5 separate regions of the Mus musculus genome follow, and regions 1, 2, 4 and 5 are each linked to region 3. Evidence: chromatin loops called from intact Hi-C (ENCODE). Cell type or tissue: left cerebral cortex. All regions are shown on one strand. Region 1 has its middle 83 kb from the start of Lrrc4c. Region 2 has its middle 160 kb from the start of Gm13794. Region 3 holds the start of Lrrc4c (leucine rich repeat containing 4C). Region 4 has its middle 50 kb from the start of Gm24318. Region 5 has its middle 33 kb from the start of Api5.

Region 1 (5,000 bases), 81 kb before region 3:
AGTGTGCATGTGTATCAGTGTAGGTGTGCCTGAGGGTTGCCTACAGAAAAGATTTTCTTTCTGCCTATGTGATGTTCTTTCCCCTTTTCTCTGGCTCACAAGGAGTTGTGACCTCTCATCAGTGAGAAAAGAAAAGGGGGCAGAGTAATCAATGTCTTTCATGATGACCCTGCTGCTGAGCAGGAAGAGTATATTACCAGAAGCCAAAGGCTTTTGGTCTTAGAATGGCAAAGAGTAGAGAAAGGTAAATATTATAGAAAGTAAGCAAATCTTGTTAAATTATGTATTTATTTCATTTACACTTCCAATGCTATCCCAAAAGTGCCCCACACGCTCCCCCACCCACTCCCCACCCACCCACTCCTACTTCTTGGCCCTGGTGTTCCCCTGTACTGAGGCAGATAAAGTTTGCACGACCAATGGGCCTCTCTTTCCACTGATGGCCGACTAGGCCATCTTCTGATACATATGCAGCTAGAAACATGAGCTCTGGGGAGTACTGGGTAGTTCATATTGTTGTTCCACCTATAGGGTTGCAGATCTCTTTAGCTCCTTGATTACTTTCTCTAGGTCCTCCATTGGGGACCCTGTGATCCATCCAATAGCTGACTGTGAGCATCCACTTCTGTGTTTGCTAGGCCCCGGCTTAGTCTCACAAAAGACAGCTATATATGGATCCTTTCAGCAAAATCTTGCTAGTGTATGCAATGGTGTCAGCGTTTGGAAGCTGATTATGGGATGGATCCCCAGATATGGCAGTCTCTAGATTGTCCATCCTTTCGTCACAGCTCCAAACTTTGTCTCTGTAACTCCTCCATGAGTGTTTTGTTCCCAATTCTAAGAAGGGGCAAAGTGTCCACACTTTGTCTTCGTTCTTCTTGAGTTTCATGTGTTTAGCAAATTGTATCTTATATCTCAAATTCTTTAACCTCACTGATTTTCATCTTGTGTATGATATTTTCTGGTTTTGTGTTTGTTTTCTAAAGCAAGAGAGAAAGAACACATGGAGGTGGAATTTGAGAAGGTGGGGAGAATATGGTAGATTACAGAGGAAGAGAAACTATCATCAGAATATACTTCTTGAATTTCTGTGAAAAAAATAGTGTTTACAATTATGTTTTGTTTGGTTTTTATTTGATGCTTTTACTTTCATTCACTTTGATGTTTAGGAGCTTCCTAATTTGTATATTAATTTATTTAAATTTGAAAGTTTCTTGTCATTTACCTTTTCCTACACTACTTCTGAACCATTTTCCTATAATTCCTTCTTGAATTGAGTCTCTCTGTGTGTGTGTGTGTGTGTGTGTGTGTGTGTGTGTGTGTGTGTGTGTGTGTGCATACACATATGCATGTGCTTAGATGGAGTCTGTGAGATCTGAGGTGCTCTGAAGTTTCTTTTATTTCATTTTGTATTTGAGCTACAAAGCATGACCTTATTATGTTTGTTCTTCAAAGATAAGTTATTCAATCTAATGTCATTATATAATGATTAATTATATAATCATAATCACAAGACACATATAAAAGTATCATCTGGGATACATCCACTCATCTCTACAGCTAGGCAGGGTGATTGATTGTTCATGTTAATTAACACATGTATGGTGTTGAATCAAAACCAGATTTAAGCAAGGATAAGACTGAAAAATCTTCCATTTAAGCCTTGCTTTTCTATGATTGGTGACCTAGAGTCATTTGTATTCTTTGTCATTCAATATCTTCATAGATCACAAACTCATGTTTCTCTATTATTTTTTTCTAATTTATTTTGCATAGGTTGGGCCCTCCTAGGGATATTAGATATGTCTTTCAATTATAATATCTTCAAAAACCTCCAGCTTTCTCTATCTATCAGCGTTGACATTCTGGGTTCTTGCTCCTTAACATTTTATTCTTTTCTTCTCATAATTAGAACCACTAAATGTTTCCCCCAAATAATGATAGTTCCATGGATATATTCATCAGTATGAAATATTTTTATTAAATCTTAGTTTTACTATTAAAATTCTTGCAGTTTACTTTTGCTCAGATAGATTATCTTTACATTTTATTGCCTATTTCTTTTTCTCATGAGTGGAGGTACTTCTCTGATACCAATTACTAAATTTTATATGCAAACTAAAAGCTTTTCTTTCATAAGTTTGGCAAAATGGCTTTTTTATAATTTTGTGTTGTTTTTTTTTTTCCTTCCAGGATTTCTTTCTAATCCTTTCATTTTCCTTAAATAGTCAAATAACTTATCCAGATATGCATGTTAACAGACAGGCTTCTAGCTCTTCTTAGCAAGCATAATCACTTCTCATTCTCTACTTTCCTTCTGGAAAAAGCACCCAGAATTACAGAGACAGGTCTCAACACTGAAGCATTTTTGACTGAGGAAAGAAATTAGCTTTAAGAAGATTGTCACACAGAGCACCACATGGGGGCAGCAGATATTGCTATAAATTGAAGATTCTGGCAAACCCTGTAAGTTTATCAGTTTCCCCCCTTAATATTTATTCTGAAGTTGATACCCTCTACAGCATCTTTATTTCCACCTTTGCCATTCCCATTGCTTTTTGTCTCTATAAGATGTAATTATTGCTAAAGGACTTTCTTGCTTGTTTACATGTTATCCCCTCTTTGTGAGGATAGAAGTCAAGGTCTATTTATAACAATGAAATATTAATATATGAACTCTTCTGTCCAAAACCCCATTCTACCCATCGCTAGTTTTGTGACCACAAACACATCTCTTTTGTAAATTTTGGGTTCTTAATATTTGGAAATTGATTAGTTATGTAGTGTTATGAAGATCCAACAGAATGGTATATAATGATTTCGCCATAATGTCTTTATTGGGTAAGAACTCAAAAGCCACTTAAGGCCAATTCACTAGTTTTTATTTTCCCCAACTGAAAAATAATTGAACATTTAAACCAATGTGTTAAAATATGAATGGTCTATTCAAAATAACAAATGAAGTCTATCATAAAATAAGATCACATGCTCTGACCAGGTTCAGAATTCTATCATCATCCTTTAATATAAAATCCATGACAATTAATTAGCTGTCTTTAGTGCACGCAGAGGAGAAGTAAAATTATACTACAAGATGGAATATTTACCTATGAGATTTATGGTATTGTTCCCAAATGGAGAATAATTTGAAAGCAATGAATCTCTATGAGAGACATCGGTCTTTATATCTGTACTCTAAATATTGTCCCAGGAAAATGCATTATTGAGTTTTGCTGAGGAGATCTGGAAATCCCCGCAAATGAAATCAAAGCCTTCCAGAATAACTGTATATTCTTGGAAATACGAGACAAGCCAGACAGCCCCACTTTGAATGAATGGTTTTTTAAAATGCTCAAGAAACCACAAAACAGAAAAAGGCTCTCTAAATATGAGAAGGGAAATGTGTCTGGTGCATAAAAAACACGCATTCAATTTACTCTAGGGAAGAAAATTTTAAAGATGCTAACCTTGTGATTTGAATTGACTTTATTCATTTCAAAGAAGCCATTCAAAAAGTAATAGTCCCCTGTAATAAAAATGGGGAACAAACAGCAGAGGTGAAGTATAGAACGTGCATAGTAAAAACAGAAAAGAGTCAGCTCAAGGAGATTTTGCAGAATGCATAATATTTTTGTAAAATGTTAGCTGCTGAAGAACATTAATGGTGTTTGTGCATCGTTTTCCCTTTAGAGATGCAAAAACATAAAATCAATGGAAATTGATTTAATTTTTGCCTTACAATTAGGGACAGAACCAAGTTTAGACATTTTGGTTCCTATATTACTGTTTTCTATATTGCAATGCTAATTCTTCTTTCCAAGAGCACATACACTAACTTTGAGTGCCAGCACTGAACCCTTAGAAACTGTTGAATGGCATCTCTGTGGAGTTTCCACAGTGTTTCGTGCTTGAATCCGTTCCAAGATATGAATGATACCAAGTGTGTCAAAAATACAAATGCCTCCTCACTTCCAACAAATTAAAATATTTGTAATGGGAAATTAAATATATTTGAGAACATCTACATTATTTAGATAAGGGGTTCTGCTTACAAAACATGGAATTTATAAAGTTTTAAGTCAGTACGCAAAGTGACCCTTAAAGGCAGCACTTAATTTCCAGTGTCGCTTGTATTCACAGTCTTTCGCATCCATTGAAAACAGTGAGCATACCCATATGGAATGAGTTAGGGACCATCGTGGAAACAGAGCTGGGAGCAGTAAAATCCGCCACTGTACTTTGTCCTCCACCTACACTCAAGCCACTGCAGGAATCACTTGTCTATCTGGGCACTCTGCTTCCATGCTGCTACTGTGCCCTGTGGTTGGGACATCTTCAATTTTAAAATTTAACCAATTCTTCTCTTGATGTACATTTTCAGATTATGCCTTTGGTGCCCCTATTGTCCTAGATATTTTTATCATCTTCTCAAATTGTGGTTTGATTTTTACAACTATTCAAGTCTCAACTTGAATGTCTTTCCAACCATCACATGCCCCCTCTGTCCACAGCAAACATCCACTGATCCATACCCAATGTTACTTTCTGTACTACTTTCTGCTATATTAGCTGATGTGATTCTGAAGTTGCACATACGTTATCTTCCCTACACAGGGAAGCCTAATGTTTTATGAATGCAGAAACTTGTGATTTCTCTACTAAAATATGTCTTTTACATGGTGGGAGGATCAATAATATTTCCTAAAAGAGGAAATAGATTAACACATTTAAAGTACATTTCCCACATCCTTTAATGACTTTTGGTATTTAATTGATGATTCTACAACCTTTTAGAACACTGAGTGACTTACTGACTTATAGGATCTGATTAATGTGTGCCCAAGGAAAATTTCCTCTCCATAGGTTCTATAAGTTTTGAGAAAAAAAAAATGGAGAAAGTGTATGTATTTAACTACCACCTGCCATCTACTTGACTACATAATGACTAACCCCTTGGCTCTTGAATTCTGCTAAACCAATTTACTTTATAACATCTACTG
Region 2 (5,000 bases), 1.1 Mb before region 3:
CCAGGTTGGCTTCAAATGGTGTGTAGCTGAGAATGACTTTAATTTGTTCTCGTTTCTCTCCCCTCCTGAGCACTGGGAACAGAAGGCATCCCTCAATGCCTGGTTTTACCTCATTGGGGATGAAGCCCAGACTTCCAGCATGCTCATTAGACACTCATCCACAGACCCACCATTTCCTTGGGTCAGAATGAAAAGCATGGTATTTCTCTTTTAATTTAGAATACTCTTCAGAATCAGCATCACTGTGCATTTCTCTTAAGGATTATGAATCCCTCTAATCTCTGTTAGCTTTCATCCACAGAGGTCTGCCAATCACCCTCTTAGAGTTTAGGGATTCCCTTACATCATGGGTATGTACATGGAGCCTATTTGGGTCACCTCTGCTTTCTCCCCTTGCTCCTCGTTTTTCTTCTCCCTCCCTTTTGTTGTCCTCCTTTTGGGGCTTGAGAGGGAGTAACCCATCCACACATACTTGCAGAGTAGGCAGACAGATGCAGTGGTCTATGACAACGTCTCTCTGAAGAACAGAATGCAGCCCTTACAGTGGGTACCTCTACCACCTGCTTAATAGGTTGTTAAGAGAATCAAATGAGGCTGGACATGCAGTGCCCCTGTGTGAGCTGTAAAACACTGGATCAAAATGAGAGAGCATTATTAGGCATATGTGGTCTGATAGTGTCTTACAGATGGCAGTCACCTGCCGTTATGAAAGCCGTCTTTAAGCCAAGGCTGAAACTATAATGGATCCAGAGGCTCCTGGGGCAGTGAATTATCAGCTATTGCTTCTGAACCCTCTTTGGCTCAGGATCTTGTTTTCTGTATTTTCTCCTGGAGCATTGGCTGCCATGCTCTTGTTGTCTTGTTTGCTGGTACTTGTCTTCCTGGCCTGTACACTCTGCTTTCAGGAGCCATAGGTGGCCTTCTGGGGTATCTCATTTGGCTGGCAAGATCTGTTCCTGTCCTGTGCCGCGTGTTTGAAACATTTACATGCTATACTGCTTCATTAGGGACATACACTCAGATTGCTTCCTGGAAACAATAAGGTCTGCACTGGGATAGAACAGAGTTGAATAGACATTTATCTTTTCACAGGGCAAATCAATGAGTAATTTTCTGGTTTGAATGCTATATTTAACACTCTGTCTGGGGAAATGCTCTCGAGCATATCCTATTCCAAGGTGCAAGGTGGCTTTAATAAAGAGATTTAAAAAAAAAAACTCTCATTTATGATTCCTGGAACCTGCATTAAATCCTTCCAGGAAGTTGTTGCCCTTTTGATATGCAGACCACAGGAAGAAGTGGACTTGGTGCTGATAGCACACACCTGAGAGGGGAAATATTCTGTAAATTCCTGTGGCACAGGAAGGCTTTTACTAGGCAAACTCAAAGCCAAAGCTTCCTACTCCACTGCATGTCAAAGGCAAGACTATAAAAACACTTTAACCTGTTATTATTATCCCAAATGAGAGAAGTGCATTACAAGAGTGAGGAGTTCATATGTTGCCAGTATTTGACATTATATAATTTGTAGAGTGGTCCAGACCTGAATCTCTTAAAGCTGCCTATTTTCAACTTCCATTCAAGCATCTCTCTCACACACAAAAACACATATTGATGTCCACCTTTATAAGTGCACTGGTACAGTAAGAAAGAAAGGAAGCTCAAAAAGGTCAACTGACCTGTTCAAGGTCACACAGAGAATTCTTGCAAACCCAAGGGCCGTCTCTGCTGATAAACTGGCTCTGTCATATTCAGAGAATAATAGTCAGGTTCACAAAAGCTGGGAGGCATAATTATTTTCATCAATAAGACAAATATGTCAGGCTCGTTTGTAGTTGGGGAAATTAGGAGAGGTGTATTTTCTTGAGTGATTTTTTTTATTATTCTCATCTATACCACTAGGGTGTTGTTAATATGCACTACAAGCTTCGTGTTCATTCGACATTATCATATTTGTAAAGCAGAGATGCACTGTAGAGACGTTGTGCAGAATAGAGACTCCATTCCAATCCCTGGTATTCTAGACGTTTGACTACAGATACCAGGATTCTCTTCATTCTATGCTTCATGAAGAATGGAGATTGTTAGGCAACACGACCAGATATCTATCGGTCCAAACAGCAGCGAAGATTTTCCCGTGTTGTGGAGAAAGGATGTCACATCTTCCTCCATATGGAGCCAACTTCAAAACTGACCCTACAGGTTCTCGAATTGAGGCGCCCTCAGAGCAGTTTTTCACCGTGAGCTGTAGATGGCGGTGTTGCATCAAGAACTTCCTGCCCTAAGCAATGGTGGGAGCTGGGGCGTCCAGCTGTGGCCTGCTGGGGCTGAACTCTGAGAATCCTTCTTTAAGTTCCTCTGGTTGGTCATAACACAGCAGTTCTCCTTCTGGGTCCCCTGCTTCCCCATCATTCTCGCCCACTACAAGCTGGGAATGCAAGCCCTGTTGCGCTTCCCCCCTCCTTCCTTTCCTTTGCTTTACAGGGGTCTGTGATTAATAGCAGCACGGGGGAACAATTGAGAGGGAGAAAGTACTTGCAATGCAACAGTGGAGAGATTAAATGTAACTCGGGTGCTGAACCTCTTTAGTGAGAGCATCCTTGCAAATTTGTTTTCCCTTCCCTCCCACAGCGGGCCCCCTACTCAGGGTGGAGGCAGGCTCAGTGACTTCATTAATCAAGGCGCTTCGCCTGGGCTGATGAATTTTAACAGCAAACTGTCACTTACAATCCTTCCCCGTCTCATGTCTCCCGGAGCTCTGGTTATTTCATCCTCACCAATTAATCAAGGCAGCCACAAAGCGACCCTGGAGTTTATTAGCAGAAAACAGGTTGTTTCTTCCCCAGAGACAGGCTTTTTCTGCCACTTCAGATGTGAGGAGTACCCTTTCCTTGAGTTTTTCTGGTTGAGAGACACACCCAAGCCAGCCGTTCATCTTCCAGCCTTCCTGAGGCCCTCCTTCATCAGCCCTTTCTCGGATCTCATTGCCTTTATCTGCTCCCAGGTCTCCAGTCCTTTGATTAGAAGGTTGACAGGCACAAAACAGAGAGGCAAGATAACCGCCTCAACTACGCTGAATGCTCAACAGACTGATCATTTATCAAAGCAGTTTTGGATCTGTTGCCTGGACGTGGATATTTCAAGGTGTTTGGTTTTTTGTTTTGTTTTTCTCACAAATTCAGATTTGAATGGCACTGCTTTTCCAAAAAAATGCCTGTCTCCCTGGAGTGAGGGCATTTATGGATAAAATCAAGGACGTTTTTAAGGCAAGTTTTTTAAAGCAATTTCGTAATTTGTAAAATTAAATGTTCTGAGGCGCCATGCTGGTCGAAGCGGTAATGTCTGTGTAGAGGTTTCCGGATGCTGATTATGGTTCCCTCTTTATCATTGCTTTTCTAGGCACAACAGCTCTGGTACTCAGCCATTTGCACAATGCATTTTTTCCCCTCTTCTTCATTCATTCGCCCCAACAAACATTTATTGAACATTCCACCCTGAGCCAGATTAAATCTTAGCCATCAGAACTCATAATAGTTAACAAAATGCTTGCACAAATTACATTTTGTTAGTCATGGTAAGTGCTACGACAGAAAAACACAGCTTACTGGGAGAACATGATGCAGAGACTGGATCTTGCCTGTGAGTTAGAAAGGCTGTGCCAAGGAGTGACATTTACCGGGAGTCCTGAGAGTTGATAAGAATTAGCCTGGTGGGAGCAGAATGCAGAGAGCAAGACAGTTAGGCAGAGGAAAAATGTCTTTGCAAAGGGCTATTGGGATGGTGGCTTATTGTAGACATTGGTAGGAGACTTGGGGGAGAACTCTGATGATGCTCAAGGCTAAGAGGTAAGAAAGGATCAGATGATACAGAACTTTGTCGGTCACTTTGGAGACTTTATCTGAAAATTGACAAGATAATATTGCACAATTTTAAAGGTGCTGTGACCAGTGCTTTAGAGGGTATCATTTAGCAGAGAAAAATTTCAGAACGATAAAACAAAGGCCTCCAAAAGCCTATTTCTTCGAAAACGCAGAAGCAGCAAGGACTGTTAGAACCAACCTTTCAGAACTCTGAAAATTAATCAAAAGCTTGTGAAGTTAGAAGATGGTCTGTTTTTCAAAGACACCTCATGAGACAAATGTGGTGATACAGAGCTTTAATCCCAGCCTTCAAAAGGGGAGGCAGGTGGTCTCTGAGTTTGACGCCAGTCAGGTCTAAAAACTAAGTTCCAAGCCAGCCAGGGTTACACCACAGTGAGGCCCTTATGGAAGAAAATAAAATTAGGATAATAGTTTACAGTGTTTTGGGTTTGACCTGTACTGGGTCTCCAGTCCCAGAAACTGCAGGCTTGTGATCAGCAAAGTAGTAAATGCAGAAATTTAGGTGGCATGGAGTATGAAGGGAAAGATTTGGTGATGCTTGAAAAACAAGAAAAAAGAAGTCACCTGTATCTGACATGACTCCCTGTGTGAGTCTCTTTTATAGGACCTGTTAGGTTTTTAAGTTTGTAACTGGTGGCCGGTTGAGGCAATCAAGAGGCTGGAGAAAGATCTAGAACAACATCTAGAAAGTGAGATGCCTGGAGGACCACTGAAAAGCTCTGACAGATTCTTTGAGACAAAATTATCAATGATTTATGGATATGCAGGGTTACACACACACTTTCCAGTAGCTGTGAAGCTTCTGAATTTGCAAAAGACCTCAGGAAGGACTGTGTGACTTTGAGAGTCAATATTTGTAAGTATTCAGAGTATTGAATATGTGTATGGGCACACACACACACACACACACATACACACACACAAAAGTTCTCAGACTAAGAAGGGGGATTTAGTTGCTCAGTCTTTGGGAATATGCCTCTATAATGATTAAATAATGGTGGAGCTAATCAAGATTTGGTATAGAGACAGACAAGTAGACCAATGGAATAGAATTGAAGACCCAGAAATGAACCCACACACCTATGGTCACTTGATCTTCGACAAGGGAGCTAAAACCAT
Region 3 (5,000 bases):
ACGGCTGTGGAGCCATTATGAAACTAAGAGTGACATAGAAGATAATCTTTATAAACCGACCTGGTTGGCAAAAGAGTTTTAGCTCAGCTATACTATAAAAAGTTGTCTAACCCATAGTGGCATGCTTAATGAAGAACAGTACATCTATCAGCAAGCATTCTAGTGACCTGATGAGACAGAATTATCAGATTTAATTGACACTCTGTGGTCACCATCTTGATTTTTTGTTGTTTTGTTTTGTTTCAGCTTGCTGAGACACAAGATAGATAATAATTTGTCAGTGATCCGTAGCCAAGAAATTCAATATTTAGGCCTTTCCATTGATATATCAGTTGTACTGATCATCTGTCATGTTCTGTCTTAGAACTGGTTGCTTCTGGTCATTTGTGAACTATACTTGTTTATTTTTTGTGGCATTTTTTTTTCATATGTGTCATAGCTCAAGCTTCCCACCAAGTGAATGGGAAGTGGATGGGAAGCTTAAACAGCATAAAGAGATTTGTTTCTGTTTTGGAGGATAACTAAGTTCACACTCAAGGTGTCACTGGACAGTTTGGCCCTGGCTAAGGTCCACATCTCAGTTTGTAGATGAATCCCTACTTATTGCTTTCTCATATAGAAAACAGAAATCAACTCCATTGTGTTTCTTTCTTGAATCCCACTCATGAGAGTAAAGCCAAGACTCCTGAAGGAAGAATAAAAAATACCTTTTCTCACCCATCATAAAATTCTCATTTGAGGACTCTATAATAAAAGAAAATTTATCTAGAGAAAATCATGTAAAGCTAATTAGAATAACTTTCATGAAAAATAGATACCTCCTGAAATAAAGATCCGAAACTAAACACCTGCAATTGTGTGTGTGTGTGTGTGTGTGTGTGTGTGTGTGTGTGTGTGTGTGTGTCTGTGAATAAGTATGTAAAATAACAGCCAGAATCAGAGATGGCTTGAATTAATGATAATGAACTGGGAAAAACTGGCCAGGACTTGTTTGTTCAGATTCTTCTTCTTCTGATCTCTTTGCCTCCAAGAATAAAACTGCATTGTTGGGAGCTGGAGAGATTGCTCAGTGGGTAAGAACACATATTTTTCTTGCATAGACCCTGAATTCTATTCTTAGCGCCTATATCAGGCAGCACACCATTCCCTGTAACTTCAGCTAGGTTGTTTTCCCTGTCGCGGGGGTGGGGGTGGGGTGGGGGAGGGCAAGGAGCCCCAGGAAAACGAAAGAGACTTCTCTTTTTCTACAGTTTATGCAAACACCAAAGACTCATGCAGGGAAGTTGCTGTTCCTTAATCGCCCTCACTTCAACTCCACTTGGCATCTCACTGGGGATTAGGTTTTCCATTCTAGTGGACTACAGATCTCCTGCTCATTGTCTTGTTAAGGACCAGTATTTCTGAGGCTTGGTGATGCTATTGTTGTCACGGCAAGTCTCAGAGTAGAAAGCAGTGCATTGCCATCAAATTATCTTTCTAAACACATACTCTGTTTGAGTCCAGATGTCAGGCAATCAAGACAGTGAAAATTTCTGGACCACACAGGTCCAGAAACACACAGATGAATGCAAGCATGAATATAGAAACGCACATTTAAGGACTGTCAAATGGCATACAACAAAGCCTCCACAGAAATAAGACGGCCACAACTGTTTATAAAAATGAATTTAAAAACACACCTTTCATCACCAAAAGCATTAGCTGATTGATTGGTGTCAGTTGATAAACTACATAGGCAGAACTAATATAGTAAGAATTAATATTTAGTTTCTTCATTAACTATACTTGACACTTATGTATCACAGACTGTGTCAGTAAATATATCAAGCATACAACAAATATTGGTTTATTCTTGTCTTTATGTAACTTTATTTAGTTATATGTGTCCCCATTCAAATGAAAGAAAAAAATGTCAGTGTACCTTCTTGCTCATTGCCAAGTAAAATGATACAGAGACAAATAACTTAGTGGAGATTATCTTAAAGGAAGGCAACTGGAATGTGAATCTAAGTTTGTGTCGATTCTAAAGCCAAAGCTTTCAACACCATGTTCAGCTGACATATGGACCAATTTATGCTGTGAGGTGGTAGATTTTGATTAGTCACATTTAGCTAAATAAAGGCTAAAGTGATATTTGGATAAAAAATAAGTAGTTGTCACAAAGTATGTAGAGGAAGTAAAGTTGTGGCTTTGTGGCAGGTTGTAAGCTTACAGAAGATACTGGGTTCAATACTCAGCACAGAATAACCCTTACAAAATAATAATAATCCAAATGGAAAAGAAGTAATTAAAATGTATAGTTTGTATATTTTGATCATGCATTTATTAATGATGTATAGCTCGGTAATAGACATTAATAATATAGTAGACAGTAATAATCCTTCCAAACTGCTTTTTTTTTTACCATGATTATAATCAGTATCATTGCTGTGAATTGAAATATCACACATTTTACTTATTAATCTTAAACTGCCTAATTTCTTTCATCCCATGATCTGTTTTGTGTCTTCATCACATATTGGCTGAATTTGCAAGGTAATATTGAGTTCTATATTTCATAGAGCACAAAAGTCATCAGAGACAAGAATCCAGTCTTACTAGTGTGTGGGATTTTCTGTAATATTAGTCATAATCAACCACTTAAAATGGTGACTTGAGGGAAATACTTAGAAAACTATACATGTCAGGTTGCTCTTTGGGTACTTTCCTTTACAGTCTGTAAAATTTCAATATTTAAGATTAGTGCCACCCATCTTATCAATACCTGTGTTTAATTAATCAACATTAATTATTGCAAATCTACTATCTATTGCATTAACTATTTGCAGTTCTGGATGGCATTCTTCGCCTGTCTCCTCTTTTTGTGACATCTGCTGGCCATACCAAGTACTACAAAGCTCCACATTTCACTCTTACTACCTTCTCCAGATGTTCAATTCTTTTCCAGAAATACCAGTTTAGTTGAAGTGAAGGAATTAAGTGAGTATCCTTGACTAAAAGAAGAGGACCTGCAATGTGAGCCTCAACCTTGAAAGAAAAAAAAGATTAGAGTCCAGCAGCTAAGGGATTCTTCATTTAGCAATATTGGACATATATGTACTTCCCTGTTTGGTACAAAAAGTGATACAATGTATTGTGATGACTGCTAGCCATTTTTTTAAAATGTCACTGTGCCACTCAAGTATTTTCTACTACTTGATAATAATAAATATCAATAATAATAAATTAAAATGAATCTGCAATGATAGATTTTATATTCACATTTTAAGTGAATGAATGTTGGGTTTCAGCACTCATTGGATCCAGTATAGGAAGATGACATGAACAAACTTTTTACATCCCCACAAATCCATTTATCCACTGTCCCATCAGTCAAATTCAGATACTTGTTGCCAGCTCTAAGATTTATAGGCTAAAGCTGGTTTTTGAAATTGCTTTGTATTTCCATTTAACAGCTAGGACAGCAGCATGTTAAAAACCTGCCTTGGTCTCCTTGGAGCCTATTTATAAAGCTAATTTGTCTCCCTGAGCTTTTTTTTTTTTTTTTTCTTCACCACCCTTTTCAAATACCAGCTTTAGGCTTCTAAACCATTAACCCCCCTTCTTCATCCCAAGCAAAATACTGTCAGAGACAATGGATGCAGGACAGTGACGATTCTGGTGAGATAGTCCTCTCCAGCAGAATGCAAGCCATCTCTCCTGCTGGCGGGAGATGGATTCGCTGCCCTCCCTGCAGACTCACAGGCACACACACACACACACACACACACACACACACACACACACACACACAAACACGGAGCGCTGGGAAGTCCACATTTACTGTACTGCGTGCTGACTGCCTTGAGGAAACTGTAGCTAACCACCTTATTAGTATTCTTGCCTCCACTGTGTCTCACTTGCAGCATCAGAGCGCTGAGCAAAATGCAGTAGAGCAGGGACAGACACGGCTCTGGCAATCATCTCAATGCAGGCTGCTGAGTGTTGGGGGTGGGGGCATGCAGCGCATCAAGATTAATAACCTTGCCATAATCCGGGGCACCGTGCAAGCAGACACCTCTGCTGATTGACTCACTCCTGGCTTGATACATCTGCCTTGGGGACACGAATCCGGAATCTAGTTTCCATCCCCCAGCCCCCTGATTTTGGATGTTCTTTTGATTCTCCACAGACCTGGGAAGGTAACCGCAAGCCATACCATCTGCAGCTCACAGCACCTCTTGGAGGTTACTACTGACAGTTTTCATTACACAGGCTTCTGTGAGTGCTTATGTGTTTGTATGTGTTCCTGCGTGTGGGTGCCTGCTTCCTCGTAAAAGAGATTGTGTGAGTGTCCGTACTGTGTGTGGGGATTTGTGAGACAAGCAAAGGAGGTATACCATACAAGAGGAGATCTCAACAGCGTGATAAAAATCTCCAGGCACTGGGGCTCACAATCTCTAGCCCCCCCTCCTCACACCGCCCCTTCTTTGCCCTACTCCCCCGGCTCCTTTCGTCTTTGATGAGTTTTTGGCTCACTTTTTGGCGGAGTCTCTTGGACATGTTCTGCTGTTGCTGAAGGATCAAATAAATGGAACCTTTGAAAGTTGATTATTTTTCTCTTATGTGACAAACACACACAGAGAGAGCGCGAAGAGGAAGGAAATTAGAGTGCTGTATGACAAGCTAGAGGATTTAAATTTTTCCTTGGTGAACTTTGAGGATCCGCTGAGAAGGTAAGTCACCAGGTTACTTAGCTCTGGTACCTTCTTTTCTTACAACGTTTGTTTGTTTTTTTTTTTCTGGGCTGTTTTCAGAAATCCATATGAGGTTCATAAGCGCTCACTTCCAGATTGTAATGCAGAGAGGAACCAGTGTGTGGCATTCGGGGTTATTCTCATGCCAAGGAGGGTATTTCCATCTGTATGGGCCCCTCTTACTATTTTATACCCCTCTTCTTGGTGTTTTCTTGGTGAATTCGGAGAACATGAAATCTGCAAATTCGTGATAAAAATTAAAAC
Region 4 (5,000 bases), 1.7 Mb before region 3:
TCTGATGTTCCTGGAAGTATAGGCATGCACTGTGGCTGGTTCACTGCCTTCTTTCTAAAGCTTCACAGATATCCTCATGCACAGGATGGCTGAGAGTCATGGCCCTGATGATGTCTTACTCCTGTTGGCTTTGTCATATCTTGCTCTGCCAGGACATGAGGTGAAAGAAGGTTGTCTTTCCAGATGGGCTACCTGTTTATTAGGACTGGGTCCGTAAATCTAACCCTCAGATAGGACCTCTGCAAGTCTCTTCACCTTAGTAATGACAAGTCTTTACTCGTGGATAGATTTTATGCTGTCTTGATGATGTTTGATTTTTCTTTTTAAACAAAAGCCCTGTGAGGTCAATGATTATTGACTCTATTTCACAAAACCAATTCTTACCTAACTCTGCATAAAAGCAGACAGCTTTCTATTCTGTTCAGAAGAGGGGTTTGCACAAGTAGGCTAGAAAATGATCTATTTCCCACTTCCACCAGTGAAACTTTATCATGAGCAGTCACAGGGAAATCCATTTTAATTTGGTGTTAACAAGCTTGACCGGACTTCAGTCATTGGTCATGAAGGTTGTTCATGGCCTAAGCCCAACAAGAACAATTGTGTGACAGCCTGTGTAAATGGTTCTCCAGGTAAGTGTGTAGGGCTCTGGCTGTGTGACTGTGTGCAGGACTCCACATACACTTAAAGCTTGTCTCAGTCAGTGACGTCTCTGTTGTCTTTGATGTAAAATATTCTTCAGAGGCCCATACATTTGAACATTTGATCTTCAATGTGTGCTACTGTTCTGGGAGGTTGCAGCATCTTTGGAGTGGGTTGCAGCATCTTTGGAGTGGGTTGCAGCATCTTTAGAGTGGGTTGATAAGGTAGTTAACCTGGGAGTAGGGCTTGGGGCTTGGATTACTACCAAGCTTCTTGGCCATCACCATAGAATAAATGGTGCTACAAATTCCTGCTGCTGAGAAAGAGGTACCCCAGGCACCATGATAGACACCACTCTCTTAAACTGTAACCCTGAATAAATCTCCCCTTTTAAAATTTGCTTCTGCTAAGTGTCTGGTTACAGAAATGATAGTAAGTAATAGACTCACCACTGTGATCTAAGATGTGTGGGGATAACCCTCAGATGTTGCCTGATTACTACAGGTCACAAACAACAAAATCTGTGTGCACTAACACACACCCATAATGTTATTACCGATAGGCTTTCTCATTTGAAATACATGAGAAATACATGTTATACATATTTTCCTTCATAAGAGTTGCTGTGGTCATGATTTATCTTCACAGCAATAGAAACTTTAGCTAAGGCAAACGCCAGCAAGATGATGTAAATCAAAGTGTGCTAGTTCTCTCTCTCTCTCTCTCTCTCTCTCTCTCTCTCTCTCTCTCTCTCTCTCTCCCTCTCCCTCTCCCTCTCCCTCTCCCTCTCTCTCTCTCTCTCTCTCTCTTTCTCTCTCTCACACACACAGACACACACACAGACACACACAGACACACACACACACACACACACACACACACAGACAGACACACACGGGCAGGGAGGGGCTAGGCTGTTTCTGAAATATCCCCCTCTTCAAAAATCACAGCCACTGCTTAATAAATATGTTCAGTCACAGATCTTATGCTGCAGAAAGTCTGCCACAGTGTGGATTGCAGAAACAGAGGCCTGAATTTAAAGAGATGTCTCCTGGCTGGTGTCTTGTGGTTCAAAGCAGATTTCTTGGCCTCGTTTAGCCTCAGTTTGCTTATTTACAAAGAGAGGGTAATGAGGTTCACCATAGAAGATAGCAAATCTTAAGCACAGAGCCCATAGAAATCGCTCAAAGATGTGCATTTACTTTCATGTCTTTCTCATTAAGGATCTATTTTTCTTTAAGTAGTATAGCTAATTGGTAAATGGTAGGTGGGTACGTTCAACGAGATTGCGGAGAAGGAAAGTTCAGATGGATGAGTTAGAGTAGTGTGTGCACACTCACAATCTGCAGGAGACTCTTGACTTGTTCCTCAGGTGTCATCTCACCCACCCTTCCTCCCTCCCTCCCTCCCTCCCTCCCTCCCTCCCTCCCTCCCTCCCTCCCTCCCTCCCTTTCTCCCTTCCTTCCTTCCTTCCTTCCTTCCTTCCTTCCTTCCTTCCTTCCTTCCTTCCTTCCTTCCTTCCTCTCTTCTTCCCTTTCTTCCTTTTTATGTGGGTCCCTGGGAGATCAAACTCAGGTCTATGTGCTTGCAAGGCCAGCGCTTTACCCACTGTGCCCCCACTCCAGTCCTGTAGCCATATTTCTTAAAGGGTATCTGGAATCTGGAGCCTAGCCTGTATGTGACAATAATTGTAGCTCAGGCAGGAGTCGCCTTTTCTTCTAGACAGGTGAGGTCTCAAGAGTAGACTGGAAAAAAAGCTGAGGACACAGGGAGCCATGGACAACTTATGTGGGAAAGAGGCTTCTCTGGTCACCCTCTTTCTGAACCCCATAAGCTGCCCAAAGACTTCACTAAGCTTCCTTAGAGTTTAATTTACATCCAGCCAGTGAGTGGAGCTAAAGTTTCATGAGACAGAGGATCATCCAGGAGACCTGCTCAGGAATTCCTGCCTGGCATCTCCCTTCAGTAAGAATCCAGCTTCTCTCTCACCTCACAGAAGCAGCTCACTGAAGAGCTTAGCTCAGCCTGGTGCAGCAGAGGGTCACACTTCCAGACAGTCTCTTTGTGCTATGTCTCACCCCCCTCTCCTCTACCTTGTTCTGCTTTCACGATCACGGCCCCTGGCATGCTTAGGGCTAAATCCACGCAGTGTTAGCTGGGTTTTATTAAACTCCCTAGCCTGGAGATAACAGGGCTGCAGACTTCTTTCATTCTTTGCACCAAAGAATGAGCACATATAGGCCTTTTGACTCTGTAAGCCAAGCAGTTTGTTTAAAGCAAGGATTAAAAACTCAAGTGAGGAGCCTTGTCCATGAGCTGGGCTGGCTTGGGATGGGGTGGGAAGCTTACTGGGAGAGATGAGTGGGCTGAGGACAACAGGAACTGGTGGGTTCTCCATACCAGAGACCATAGGGCTTTCTCACTATGGGACTGGAGCAGCTTGGTGGGACTGCAGGGTGATAGTTGCCAGATTCTTCAAGATTTCAAAGAAAAATGTACAGATGGATTATTTGGATGAAAATTTCCAACTTTTCAAGCACATTTTGGGCCAGAAACCACATTTTTGTTTTGTTTGCTTACTCATTTTGAAGGTAGAGGGACAAGAGAATGAACCTGATTCTACAGCCCCTTTTCTAACGTTGACCCACATCTGAGATATCTGAGATAGAGTCTTAAACGCAACCTAAAAGGCCCATTTTGTGCAGTGCTTCACTGGGGATTAGGTGTCTAACGTGAGTTGGAGCAGGACACACATTCAGAGTGCTCAAGACTGGCCCTGTCAACAATTAGTCACGGATAGGGAAGGGCTCACGAGGCCTTGCCCTTTACTGCTGAACTATTGGCTACTGACAGACCCTGGAGATCTTTGGTTGTACATCCATTGATGAGCCCACCAGGTGCTAATCCTGAGGTCAGGACACAGCACATCCTTGGTTATCATCAGTAAGTTATAATATAAGGCAAAGAAGAATGTGAGACAGATATTTGTAGGGAAATGGGGGGGTGTAGACAAAGGTAGGGGGAGCTAAGAGAGGATAGGGAGTGAGAATAATCAGCATGCGTCTTTTCATGTGTGCATGAAATTGTCATGAAAAGAATCTCACTAAGAAGAAAAGTCAGTGATATCACACCCAGAAGCCCAGGATTTGAAGTCGAAGGGCTTTGTAAGTTTAAATCCTGCCCAAATCATCACCAGATTCAACATATTGGACACATCAGCTCCACACTCAGTCTCATCTTAAAACAAAGTTAGTGATATCCACTTTGAAAATGAATATTATTAGGGTTAATATGTACAAACAACCAACACAGTGCCTGGTTCTCAGTGGTAAACGATGATGTTTATCTATCTGATGAATGGAAGGTTGCTAAGTACAAGACTTTATCATGGTAAACAAATCAAAGCCACGACGACCCACTGTGGAAGTAGGGAGTATTAGGAAGGAATTCTTCCAGAGCTTTATGATGGGCAGAGATGAAAGGGGAGGAGGAGTCAAGTGTCCAACCCCTTCCCCAAACTGTGTCATTTCATTTATACATTGTGTGTGTCACTACACACCAGCTCCTTACCTCTGGCCTTATTTTTAAAGGCACATGTTCTTAGCTCCTGCATGCAAGATTGTTGTTAATTCTTTAACGATGCTTTAAAAGCAGTTTACAGTTTACAAGAAGTTCACGAAGGAAGTTCACAGTTCCCTGTACTTACACCCAGACTCTCTGAACTGTAATGTCCTGTGTAGCTAAGACTTCATTGTTCCCCCCCCCCTTCTCTGAATTTATCCTTCTTCTTCCTTAATACTATTAGTGTGTTCACATTTGCTTACTGTAAATTAATAGCAAAGGTGAAGGGACACCTTTTTTTTTTTCCAATGTTTTTCCCGTATGGTTCTCTAATTGAAGCAGTTTCATTGCCACAGGAAGGGCAACCATATTTGAGCTGTGTCTGTGTCTTGTGATGTGGTCAGCGTGGTGTTCCAGCTGAGTTCTTCCTGTGTATGATTGCTTCTAGATGAATGTTCCTTCATCTCATGAGGCTGGACTACTGAGGCAGGGCTTGCTGGGTGGCAGGATCTGAATGCATAGGAGGCTTTGGGTTGCTGTCTTTATTCAGTAATTGCTGAAGGAGGGAGGCCCTACATGAATGAATGGAGCTGGTAATCCCGAAGCTGATGGTGGGCCAGGAAGGACTCTGAGAAGAAAAGGTTCAAGTTGCTTTTGCAGGTCTGCAAAGGAGATGTGGTTGGAGCCAGATGCCTACAGGGAGACTCAATCCTCAGAAAGGCTACTTCTTCTTCTGGGCAATAGCACAGAATTCAGGACATTCCAGAGCAGGCTACCTGCTCACCAGCACCTCTTAGACA
Region 5 (5,000 bases), 1.8 Mb before region 3:
GCATCAAACAGAGAATCATTTCCAGAAGCAGTGAAGCCAGAACAACAGGGCTAAAAATACTCTGGGATACAGCACTACTACTTCAGCCACGTCCCAAGTTCTCTCTCTCTCTCCCTCTCCCTCTCCCTCTCCCTCTCCCTCTCCCTCTCCCTCTCCCTCTCTCTCTCTCTCTCTCTCTCTCTCTCTCTCTCTCTCTCTCTCTCTCTCTCTCTCTTTCTCTCTCTCCCTCTCTCTCTCTCTCTCTCTCTCTCTCTGAGTGTGTGTGTGCTCGTGTACGCACACACGTGCCTTCCAGGTCACATGTGAGCAGGTCAGAGGTACAACTTTCTGGAGTTGCTACCACATGGAACTCAGGGATAGAACTCAAATCATCTAGCGTGAAGATAAGTGCTTTTATCTGCAGAATCCATATTTTATTTTTCTTGTAGTGATTAGAATCAAGTCTTTAAAGAGGAAGGGCCCAAAGGTTGGGGAATCTGTAAAGACAGAGTCATTTTCCTCAAAGTAGATTCTGGGAGAAGGAGAGACCTCTGGGACTGGGAGATGGAGGGTCCTGATGCTCCTGAGGGAGGAGGGAGGATACAGACGTTGCCCTGGGGAGCTCGGAGCCTCCACTTAGGTCACTAGGTGTGAACTCAGATGCCACTTTGAAGGATTCTGGCTCTTTCCACCCCGTCTGCCGCAAGCCTAGCATGGATGCATAGTGACGTCAATAATGATAATAAACATTTGATTTACTGAGCCCATGGTGAGACACGGGGAATAAAAGGATTACATCATTTAATCCTTCCCAAGAGCTTGGAGTCATATGATCTTTGGTAACATTTTAAAAGCATTAACTATGTACCAAATTTTGCTCTAACTCTAAGACGTCATAATCTTCCCACGCGTTGGTCGCTGCTCTTCTTTTCATGAAAGATGTGACTTGGAGAGGTCGGGTAACCCACTCATAATCACAGGCTAGCGGGCAATGAGGGAAGGCAGGGTTAGAATCCCATAGAGTCTGGCTCCCAGATTCGGACTAACTATCCCCAGAATGAGAGATGACTACTTTCCATTTATACCTCGTTCATGGCATTTTGTTACCACAGGCGAGACAGGAAGGCAGCCCTGACCGGAAGGCAGTGCAATCCATAAAGAGGAAGAACCGCTTCTTCATCTTGCTGTTTAACATCGAGTTAACACTGAGGTGGCTCCCAAAATCAAGGTTGATGTTGCTTCAGAGATGACCGGCATTGGCCGGGGTGGGGGGTGGGGTATGGGAGAGAAGGGGATAGAAGGGCTGACTCCCCACTCTAGAGACTGTAGTTTCCCAAAAACCAGGGGTAATGGTCAGGTCTACACTTGCTTTTAGAATACTGCTGAAGTCCAGGCTTTCCAGCTGGGTGTGATGGCATATAGGATCCAGCACTCAGGATCCCTAGGTAAGAGGACCGACTCGAATTCAAGGTTAGCTTGGGCTATATAGTGAGATGTCTCAAAAAAAACCAACCAACCAAACAACAAAAAACAATAAACAAAAGTCAAGGGATGCGCTGAAATGGCTTGGTTGGGAAGTCCTTGCCGTTCAAGCTCGAGGCTCTGAGTTGGGATTGTGTGTGTAACCCCAGTACCGGAAGTGGGGTAGAGCCGACCAGGACTGCTCTCCAGAGCTCACAGGCTTGCCGCTCTAGGCAATCAGTGTGATCTGGGTTCACTGAGCGATCTTGTCTCAGAAACACGGCAGGGAGAGAGAAACTGAGGAATTTACCTGCCTTTGACGTCTGGGTTCTACATGATGTACACACAGATGCACCATCGTCCACCTGCACACACGGGGAGGACCCTCAACAACAAGTCCAGACCTTGGAAGCAAATAGATCCAGGGATCCATCCAGGCCTCAATCTACTACCTGGATGATCTTAAATTCTTTAAGTTTTGTAAGCTTCAGTTTCCCACACCTAAGATATGGTGACAAGAATCAAGTGCGGATAAAGAAACATCACTGTGTACATTAAGCCAGCACCATAGCTTCTGCCAAAGATGATAGTGAAGTAGGGGACAAATTAGATGATTTATCCTCCAGAGGTGAATTGTGAGACCAGAATATAGAGTGAACAGTCTTTCGTTCTTTGCAGTTCCACACGCCGTGGCTGTTTCCTCTCAGATTTAAGAGCAGGAGTCAATGGGCTGTTTTACTGTGGCCATCCCTATGCTTTTCTCTCATACGCCGCTAGGTGGCGACAAGTCTCCACCGTTGCTCTCTACCAGCCACTTATTCTTCTGGAGCTGGCTGTGTTGTGGACTGGGCCACTGGGAACCATTTAAGCTATGCAGACTGAGGGGGGACTCTTTGAGACAGCACTAAGAACCCCCAGGGCACAAATAGGCATCCGTTACCATCCCTCGAGGGACTTCCTCCATCCCCACCGCTGATGTTTGTCCCCAGGGCACAAACTGAGAAACAGAATTTATATTTATAATAAAAACCTCCTCCCCAATCCCAAACAAGGAAGGATACATCCTTTCTAATCCTCAGAGGGGACACGGCTCTAATGGCTGAGAAGTGAAGCACATCATGGCGGGGTAGCTCTGGTGTTACCTGCATGCTTCTATAAAGAGTGAACCTACAACGTGAGTGAGTATTGTGAGCCTCTTAAAACCAGACCTGGACCAGATGAGTCAGAATCTGCACCATCAACTGTCTCCACAGGGGCCTGCCGTTGTCATTAAAGCTTGGTAACTGTTCTTTGGCCTCAAGGAGGCAAGCGCTTCACACCAATTGGTATTTAACTCTCAAAGTCAATGGAGGTTAAATTAGCACTGGTGTCGTGTGTGTCATCAGAATTGTCACTCTGTCGGTTGGTTACCTGTCTTACAATCCTTTAGCTCACACCGCGGGTAGCTGAAGCTGAAGAATCGGGACTTGGAGGTATACAAGTATGTGAGATAGGAGGTGAGAAGTGAGCTCAGGTCTTCTCTGGCCACAGCGATCAGATTAACGGAAACACCAGCCAACACTTATTTAGTGTGTACCAGGTCCTCTAGTAGCTATGAAATGTATTCGTTTCTATAACCCTGTGGATGGCGACACGACATTGCTCCCATTTCACCAATGAGGAACTGAAGCCGGAGAGATGACCCACTGGTTTAGAAGGGTTTGCCCCTCCCCAACCCCGGAGGACCTGGGTTTGTTCCTGAGCATCTACAAGGTGGCTCATGACCATCTGCATCTCCATCTCCAGGGGTTGTCGAACCCTTCTGACTTCCTCGGACATCAAGCGTGCATATGCTGCACATGCACGAGTCAAACATAGAATAAGTAAATCTAAACCATGAAGACGCTGAGGAGCAGAGTCATCGAGCCAGCTGGTTAGGGCCACAGAGAAGTTGAGGAATGATTGTCCTCGAATTATGACCCCCATCCTGAGAGCTTAAATAGCAGTTCCCAGCCACAGCCCCTGTCTTCATACTGGGTGTCCTCTCATGTCCTGTCTTATTATACTGTCACTAGTCACATTGGTTAAGGGATCGCCATACTCCACGATGACCTCATCTAAATGTGCTAATTATGACTGATTTTCACATGTCAGTACATTCTTAGAAGTGGCTGGTTAGGATTTCAGCATATATTTTCTTGTGTATGTCTGCCTCTGTGTGATTATGCCTCTCTCTCTCTCTCTCTCTCTCTCTCTCTCTCTCTCTCTCTCTTGTTCTCATGTCAAAAATCTCATGTCAAAATCAGAAAAACACTGCCCTGAGTTACTAGACGACAGAGCCAGGGTTTGAACCCTGGCACGCGGGTTCTCCATCCATGTATCTAACCTCTATACTGCCTTTTGGATATAGGATAGGATTATCAGACATGATATTTTGACATGAGATTTTGACTTGAGATTTTGACATGAGACTTTGTAATGTTCTTTAGCTGCTCCCTGGAGCTCACATTACTAGGCTGTTGTAGACCAGGCTGGCCTTGAACTCGTGTCTCCCCTGCCTCTGCTTCTCAAGTGCTGAGATTACAGGCACATGCTACACCTGGGTGGATTGTCCTGATGTCTATAAACAGGTGTTTGTTTGTTTGCTCTTTTGTTTTTGTAGTAGAAGCTGTTTGGTCTCTGATCCCTTGACCTTCTGGCTCACTCATAGTTTAGAGCTCATATCTGTCACCATGGCCACTGGGCGTCACCTTGTAAGAGAAAACAACAGGCTGCTTCCCCCTTCCCAGTGTGCAGGCGAATGCCCACCTGTACCTGAGGCTGAGTTCTTGCTAAGCACTATCCCCCGTCCTCCCGTCCTCAGAGTTCTTTCCTGGAAGTCCAGCATCAATCAGCAGCTTACATCTGAGTTCCTGCCCTCTGATTCTGCATCTCCAGCACCTGACCATAGAGAAGGCCCAGGGTGAAGGTTCAGATCAGTGCTGTTGTTGACATGTCCACTCATCCAGGACTTTGCCTCCCCATCGTTTGGTACTGCCGATCTGTTTCAGTGTTCCTAGCATCTGCCCTCTACTGTCAATAATGACAAAGGTTTTCCCAGACACATCAGTGGTCTCTGGGGGTCATCTAGGATCGACCTTAGGAACCCAGCCTTCATCATCACTGGTTACCTCTGATAGGGCAGGAACGTCCCTCTCCCTTCTGTGATCACCCTGCTTTCTTTTGCTTCTTTTACACATCCGGGTTCTTAGTGATGCACTCTTAGTTGTTTGTGTGGGAAACCATGTACGTTTTATAGCAGATCTGGGTTGAGAAACTACTGCTGTCTCAGTCAAACATCTCCACCCTGTCTGACCCCAGTTTGTCAGGCTCTACCTTAGCCTCATTCATATTCTCTCCTTTCTCCATCAATGGCCACTTAGCAAGGTGTGTGTGTGTGTGTGTGTGTGTGTGTGTGTGTGTGTGTTTGTGTGTGTGTGTATATGTATATGGTTCTTAGATCAAGCCTCAAAACTTGTGACATAGAGAGGGACTCTTTGTGGTCATTGTTAATAAAGATCAATAAGGCAGGGAAACAAGGT

Evidence for each region. Peaks named below come from ENCODE experiments on the same cell type or tissue, not always from the same donor. Only the 100,000 strongest peaks of a DNase experiment are listed, where the experiment ranks them.
Region 1: a loop joins it to region 3, with 6 times the contacts of the local background. A loop is called at or near these places in 4 of 42 quality-filtered maps.
Region 2: it touches region 3 in a loop (5-fold over the local background); 8 of 42 quality-filtered maps call a loop at or near these places.
Region 4: a loop joins it to region 3, with 5 times the contacts of the local background. A loop is called at or near these places in 2 of 42 quality-filtered maps.
Region 5: a loop joins it to region 3, with 7 times the contacts of the local background. A loop is called at or near these places in 8 of 42 quality-filtered maps.

What each region holds. Positions count from the first base shown.
Region 1 is chr2:96,232,394-96,237,393 of GRCm38, forward strand. No RefSeq gene overlaps it. Among named protein-coding and RNA genes, the nearest start is that of Lrrc4c, 83 kb to the right of the region's middle. In left cerebral cortex, a CTCF peak has its summit at 2,413 (motif pointing right); a DNase peak (open chromatin) is centred at 2,419.
Region 2 is chr2:95,229,951-95,234,950 of GRCm38, forward strand. No RefSeq gene overlaps it. Among named protein-coding and RNA genes, the nearest start is that of Gm13794, 160 kb to the right of the region's middle. In left cerebral cortex, a CTCF peak has its summit at 2,250 (motif pointing right); DNase peaks (open chromatin) are centred at 2,247 and 2,849; H3K4me3 peaks cover 240 bases.
Region 3 is chr2:96,313,869-96,318,868 of GRCm38, forward strand. Lrrc4c (leucine rich repeat containing 4C) reads left to right here and starts at 4,301. Exons shown (of 9, transcript NM_001363047.1): 1 at 4,301-4,715. In left cerebral cortex, CTCF peaks have their summits at 2,870 (motif pointing left), 3,656 and 4,851; DNase peaks (open chromatin) are centred at 2,875, 3,767, 3,993, 4,211 and 1 more place; H3K4me3 peaks cover 1,544 bases; H3K27ac peaks cover 1,458 bases.
Region 4 is chr2:94,569,219-94,574,218 of GRCm38, forward strand. No RefSeq gene overlaps it. Among named protein-coding and RNA genes, the nearest start is that of Gm24318, 50 kb to the right of the region's middle. In left cerebral cortex, a CTCF peak has its summit at 2,531; a DNase peak (open chromatin) is centred at 2,557.
Region 5 is chr2:94,468,703-94,473,702 of GRCm38, forward strand. No RefSeq gene overlaps it. Among named protein-coding and RNA genes, the nearest start is that of Api5, 33 kb to the left of the region's middle. In left cerebral cortex, a CTCF peak has its summit at 2,203 (motif pointing right); a DNase peak (open chromatin) is centred at 2,219.